Linked DNA regions of Homo sapiens: region 1 is linked to region 2. A link is a contact called in ENCODE Hi-C or POLR2A ChIA-PET data. All regions are on one chromosome and are shown on one strand. Each heading gives the region's core, a stretch centred on a gene start or an enhancer-like site at or near the end of the contact. The rest is flanking DNA. Distances are from core to core; before and after follow the strand shown. Region 1 holds the start of USP15 (ubiquitin specific peptidase 15). Region 2 holds the start of LLPH-DT (LLPH divergent transcript).

Region 1 (2,700 bases), core at 38-2,537, 3.9 Mb after region 2:
AAATATGAAATTCTTAAGATATTAAAACGAATCAAGATAAAATCCTTATAATAAAATTACTGTCCATTTTACAGCATGAAGATAATGAGGTGCAATGATTTAAATTAACTCTCCTCAAAGCCATACTGCAAGTTGAGTGGTGAAACTGTGACATAACTCAGGTCTAAATCTTACTGTTCCTTTCACTATGCCATACTGAAACACTCTATGAATTATATACTACTGTTATGGTAACAGTGGAAAGTGAAAATATGTTTTATTATAATGAAGAGGCACATTATGCTTCCCAAAAAATAAGGAATTTTAAATTATGTTACATATTCACATATTTAAGTTATTGTAGATGCCACTTGATATGGTCGACAAGTGTGAAAATGTCCACATACATCCTTCAGTATTTTAAATGTATAACCTTTGGTATTTTACAAGTTTGAATATTAGCAGTTAGTTAAGCCTCAAGTGGACTTATCTACTTTTTGCAGGCCTACATTATCTTTCAAACAGAAGGGAAGGGCTGCACGTCTAACAGAAACGCTGCCGGCTTCTATCAAGCCACCACTAAAGCACAAGACCACGTGGTCTCTCATAAGCCCAAGGTTCCCTACTCCTCTCCCTCCTTTGACAAGGAACTGGAAACTAGGGTTTCTTTCTCTTATGTGGAGCCCTGACATGCCACCTGTGTAGTACAGACCGCAAACATCCTGCAGCCTGCCTCCCGGAAGACCAAGAATCAGAATAAAAGGGAACTTGGACGCCGACAATTCTAGGAAAGGAAATGAACAGAGAAGTAAAGCCGGTGAGATCGTGATAAGCCGCGGCACCGGGACCTGTCAAAACGGCGTATATAAGACTCAAACCAAACCACTATAACCTATCATTCGGGAAGGCCTGAGGTGGGAGCGGCACTACGGAAGGAAGGAGGACGAAGAGAACCGCACGAGTCAGAACCGCCGCCGCCGCCGCTCCCCGGATACCTTTCAGCATGCCCTGGCAAGCCAAGAACCCTGACCCTCATCTAGAGTCCAACCTTTGCCCCAACATTTCAGAAGCGGCCAAAATCCCGCTGCCCCGGCGGCCGCCGCCGGACCTGCCCGCACCTGTCACTAGCGAAAGAACCAGCTCGCGGCTCCCGCCCACTTCTCCACTATCCTCGGGCAACCGCGGGCATCTCAACCCCTTTCTCTTACCAGGTGTCCCCTTTCCGGAGCGAGGTTTTGAGCAGCGTCGCGATGTCAGACCGCTGGGTGTCCAGATCCGCCGCTCCGCCTTCCGCCATCTTCTTCCACTAGCGGTAGGGGAGGTGGCAGCGACGGCGGCGGCACGCCCCAGAGCATTATGGGAATGGCGTCCCACGGCCCCTCCCAGTCGGCCGGTCGAAACCAAAAGACACCGGGAGCGGGGGTGCTCCTCGGGACAAGAGGAGGCCCCGGGGGCGCACTGGGTGCGCGGCCATGGTCTGCTGCCCCCCATCGGTCCCCGCCCGTCCAGCATCTTGCCTTGGCCTCCTCTGGCCCGGGACTGCCGGGTTTTAGCTTTCCTCGCCGCCGAGGGCTCTGGCTCTCTCTCGCTAGAGGGATGCCACCGCCCTGTCCTCCCGTCCTCAGCGTTGCCTTCCCCTCCCTCTTTCCCACTGACGCCTTGAAAACCCTTATTTGCGCATTCACTCACGCTTGAGGGTGAGGTAGGGTGGGGCGGTGGTGTGGGGGCGTGGGGACGGCTAAGATATGGCAGAAAATGTAGCAGCTCAGTGACTGGGCTTTTCGTTACGAGTGGGAGAACCCAAGCTCGGTGAATATGGGCACACACAAAAAACACTCCGAAACCGAACGCTTGGTCTCCATGCCCTTCCTGGGTTCCTTCCAGCGCTCTTACTCCCGTTGTAGGTGGGGACCCTTTATAGGCTCTTTGTGACGCCTCCCCAGGCACACCCAGACGACTAAGCTGCAGTGAAAAACATGTCCCAGTTCATCGGTGAACAGGGAGTAGAATATGGACAGTATTGAATAATGCCAGATACTAAAGGAAGAAAACGTGCGAGAAACCCTCTTGTTTATACAGGATAGTAACATTTTCTTAGCCCCATCTTCGTATGGTGCCGTACACCTGAAATGAAACTAGATATGTCTTTAATTTGAAGTCAACGATTATGTTACAAAATAGAAAATCGAGTCGCTTAAAAATCAAATGCCAAGGTCACACAGCAGGTGGAGAGGTGAGTGGAGAGGCTGGTTCAAGAGCCCACATGCTATACAGTATAGCACACTCACTGCCTCTCCTTCTGAAAGCCTGAACTAAAATGTAAACTCTTTAAGAGCTGGAACTGGGTTCATCTTTTGTTTTAGCCTTTGTACACCTGGTGGTTAGCACAGTACTGATGGACATGTAAAAATTACCTAAATATTTGTTTAGTAAATGAATTGTGGCAAAATTACTTAAGTATTCCCGAGCATGATGTCCAGGGGTGTGATTTTAACATACCATATTGATGTGAAAAGTCTAAAAGATGGGCCGGAATCCCCACATCATTTCTCGTTTGCCCATTTTAAACCCTAACTCATTTGGTGAGAATGCGATAAAGGTAGGTGTAGTTATGCTAGTAGGAAGTGCTGAATCCAAGTGAAAGTAGTGTATATTGGCATTATGATTTGTGTATATCAGTATTATGATTATGATTGCTTATTTCTGCGTAATAATACTATT
Region 2 (2,700 bases), core at 140-2,639:
TGGTATGTTAAACAAGATACAGTAAATATGGACTATCAGAATATAAGTTTTCTCTAAAATGCAATGTGCACTTATATTTTTGGGTGAGGTAGCTAACTTCTCATTTGAAAGATGAGGTACAGTATATGGTTAACTTGTAAAACAGAAATTCACTTGCTTTATAAGAACGAAATCTCATTTAAATAAACCAGGTTTCTTAGGCATGCTTCCTTTTTTTATATCAAATGTTCTAGGTTTTTTTCAGCCTCTTTAACCTTGCTATATTCTGAATTCAGTAATTTCCATACTATGCATGGTTTCATAAAGGACACAAATTTAAAGAAAAAAGGTACCCATAGATTGCCTCAGAACCCCTTTTTCTGGCAACCAGCAGGAGTTTACCAGGCCATCATTAAAGACATGTTTTTTGGGTATATGTCGTAAATCTCTAGAAACATTGCTTACAAATAGTACTGTGTAGCTATACTTTTGAAACTATAATGTAAAAAGGGTACCATTTGTTGAACTCTTACAGCATCAATTAGGTTGTATTATGTTCACTTTAGGGACAAGGAAATTCAGGCCCTTATGACATTAATTACTCACCCATATCGTTCACAAGTGTTGGAAGCAAGAGTACAACACAGACCTATATGGTTCCAAAGCCTATGCCAGTAGAAATAGTTGTACAGTAAGTGTTATTCGTGAGCTAAGACAATCGTCCTAGGCTTAGCATTGTGTCTGATACGTAAGTGATCAGACAGGTAAACATTGATAGAACTGAAATCCTTTGATCATTTTACCCTTTAAATTCTTCTCTGGGGTAGGAAAAGCTTGTTTTCTGTTTTTGGTAACCGCTTTGAGTATAACTGACATGCAATAAGTTGCACATATTTAAAGTGTGCAGTTTGATACGGTTTTACATATGTGTACATCTGTGAGGCCATCACCCGAGATGAGAAAATGCACAGGCTGCAAATAAAAATGATCTCAATACGGCCTCTGGAAGAACACCTGATCTAGGCTGACTTGATCTAAGGAAATACATGAGTATCATGTAAACGCTGAGGTCAGATCTAAAGGTCGGCTCGGAGCTCCCTATCTGACAAGTAGGGTCCCCTGGCCAGGTTCACTCCATAGGTTAGTCTCGGGGCTACCCTGCCCACGTCCGGAAAGCGGACCTACCTGGGGCCTAACCTTGACCGGACACCCGTCAGCATTCTCCAAATCCGACTTCTACACCTGTATGGGACGGACCAAGTTTCTAGGTCCGCGATCACACCAATGGCGGAAGCTCGTCAGCGCCCGGGTTCCAAAATCCCGCCTCTCAAGGCTTCTTGAGACATTTTGTCTCCCGGCGTGCAATGCGTCCGCCCCGGGTGGCCTCCGCCCGGAAGACGGAAGTGCAAAGACTTCCGGTCGGCGTGAGCGTGAGGTGTGGGTGTTCGTTTCTCAGGTGAGTTCGGTTCCTCACCGGTCCAGTGACACATGGGACTTGGGGCTTGATTCCGCCACCCTTGGAGAATTTCGTTTCTTGACACTCGCTGGGCTATACTTGAGCTCCAGTCCGGAGATGCAGGCCTTGTTGAGGGCGAGGGTTCCCCTTGCTCTTTTTGGTGGGGGCCCTCCGGCTTCCGAGTGCACTGGATAAAGTGGAGCCCACCCCTGTCGTTCACTCCCGCTGAAGTTAACTTCGGCCCTCAAGGTTGTTTGCCGCCCGCTTTCCTAGCCCCTCGCAAGGGTTGAGTTATGTAGACAAGGGAGCGGAATGACTGTGATTGCCGGCGTTCAAAAAATGTTAGTGGTTCGTTCAACAAGTATGCAAAAAGTGTGCGATTCAGCAGTGAACAAGACCTTTCCCTCTACCTTCGTGGAGTCTACAGTCTGGGGAGAGGGTCGGGGGGCGTGACAGAAAACAATGGTTTCAGGTTGTAACACTTAATAAGCAGGGAAGGGAGCTTACGGAGGTCAGAGGAGTCCTTTCTGAGGTAGCGAATGAAGGAGCAAGCCTTGAGAAGAGCAGTTGCCAGGCATAGGGACAGCAAATATGAAGGCACTGACGTAGAGATAGTTTGGACTCTTTACAGACGTAGTTGGTGCCTGCGGGGATGGGGATGGAGAATGAAATGAAATAGAGTTGAAGGAGGCAGGGGACAGATCACAAATGACCTTGTAGATCTTGAATATATATGAGGGAGGAGGTCTTTAAAGAACTCGAAGAAAGGCAGTGAATGCTTTTTTAAAAGATCACACTGAGCACCTTGTGGAGGATTTAGGGCGGAACTGAGTGGAAAGAAAACAAGAGTAGGAATAGATAAGTTTACAGTCGTTAAGTTGGCTTGAGAGGATGGATAATGAAGATGAGGTGAAGTGTTTATAAAAATCATTTGTAATTTGTAAGCTGTTGCATAAATGTAAGGTGATGACGCTGTTGCATTCTGGGGAAATTAAATTTCTGTATTTTGTAAAGAAATTCAGCCGGGCGCGGTGGCTCAAGCCTGTAATCCCAGCACTTTGGGAGGCCGAGGCGGGCGGATCACAATGTCAGGAGATCGAGACTATCCTGGCTAACACGGTGAAAACCCGTCTCTACTAAAAATACAAAAAATTAGCCAGGCGTGGTGGCGGGCGCCTGTAGTCCCAGCTGCTCGGGAGGCTGAGGCAGGAGAATGGCGTGAACCTGAGAGGTGGAGGTTGCAGTGAGCTGAGATCGCGCCACTG

Evidence for each region. Hi-C counts contacts between places; a loop is a spot of excess contacts on that map. ChIA-PET counts read pairs that join two places held with the same protein, here RNA polymerase II (POLR2A). Pooled maps may share reads with other maps.
Region 1: a pooled map shows a loop between it and region 2 (14-fold over the local background). The contact joins the promoter of USP15 here to the promoter of LLPH-DT in region 2. A Hi-C loop is called at or near these places in 1 of 37 single-sample maps with no recorded cell type and 6 of 50 pooled maps. POLR2A ChIA-PET finds 5 or more read pairs at or near these places in 1 of 52 experiments (activated B cell).

The regions. Positions count from the first base shown.
Region 1 is chr12:62,258,991-62,261,690 of GRCh38, reverse strand. It overlaps USP15 (ubiquitin specific peptidase 15), which reads right to left and starts at 1,287. Exons shown (of 22, transcript NM_001252078.2): 1 at 1,188-1,287. The coding sequence starts at 1,276. MIR6125 (microRNA 6125) reads right to left here and starts at 1,332; the gene lies at 1,237-1,332. It also overlaps a transcript of TAFA2 not described here. RefSeq lists enhancers at 1-58, 782-831, 1,052-1,411, 1,962-2,031 and silencers at 1,452-1,561, 1,642-1,701.
Region 2 is chr12:66,129,440-66,132,139 of GRCh38, reverse strand. It overlaps LLPH-DT (LLPH divergent transcript), which reads right to left and starts at 1,389. Exons shown (of 2, transcript NR_125724.1): 1 at 1,165-1,389. It overlaps LLPH (LLP homolog, long-term synaptic facilitation factor), which reads left to right and starts at 1,390. Exons shown (of 3, transcript NM_032338.4): 1 at 1,390-1,435. RefSeq lists enhancers at 1,367-1,476, 1,517-1,666.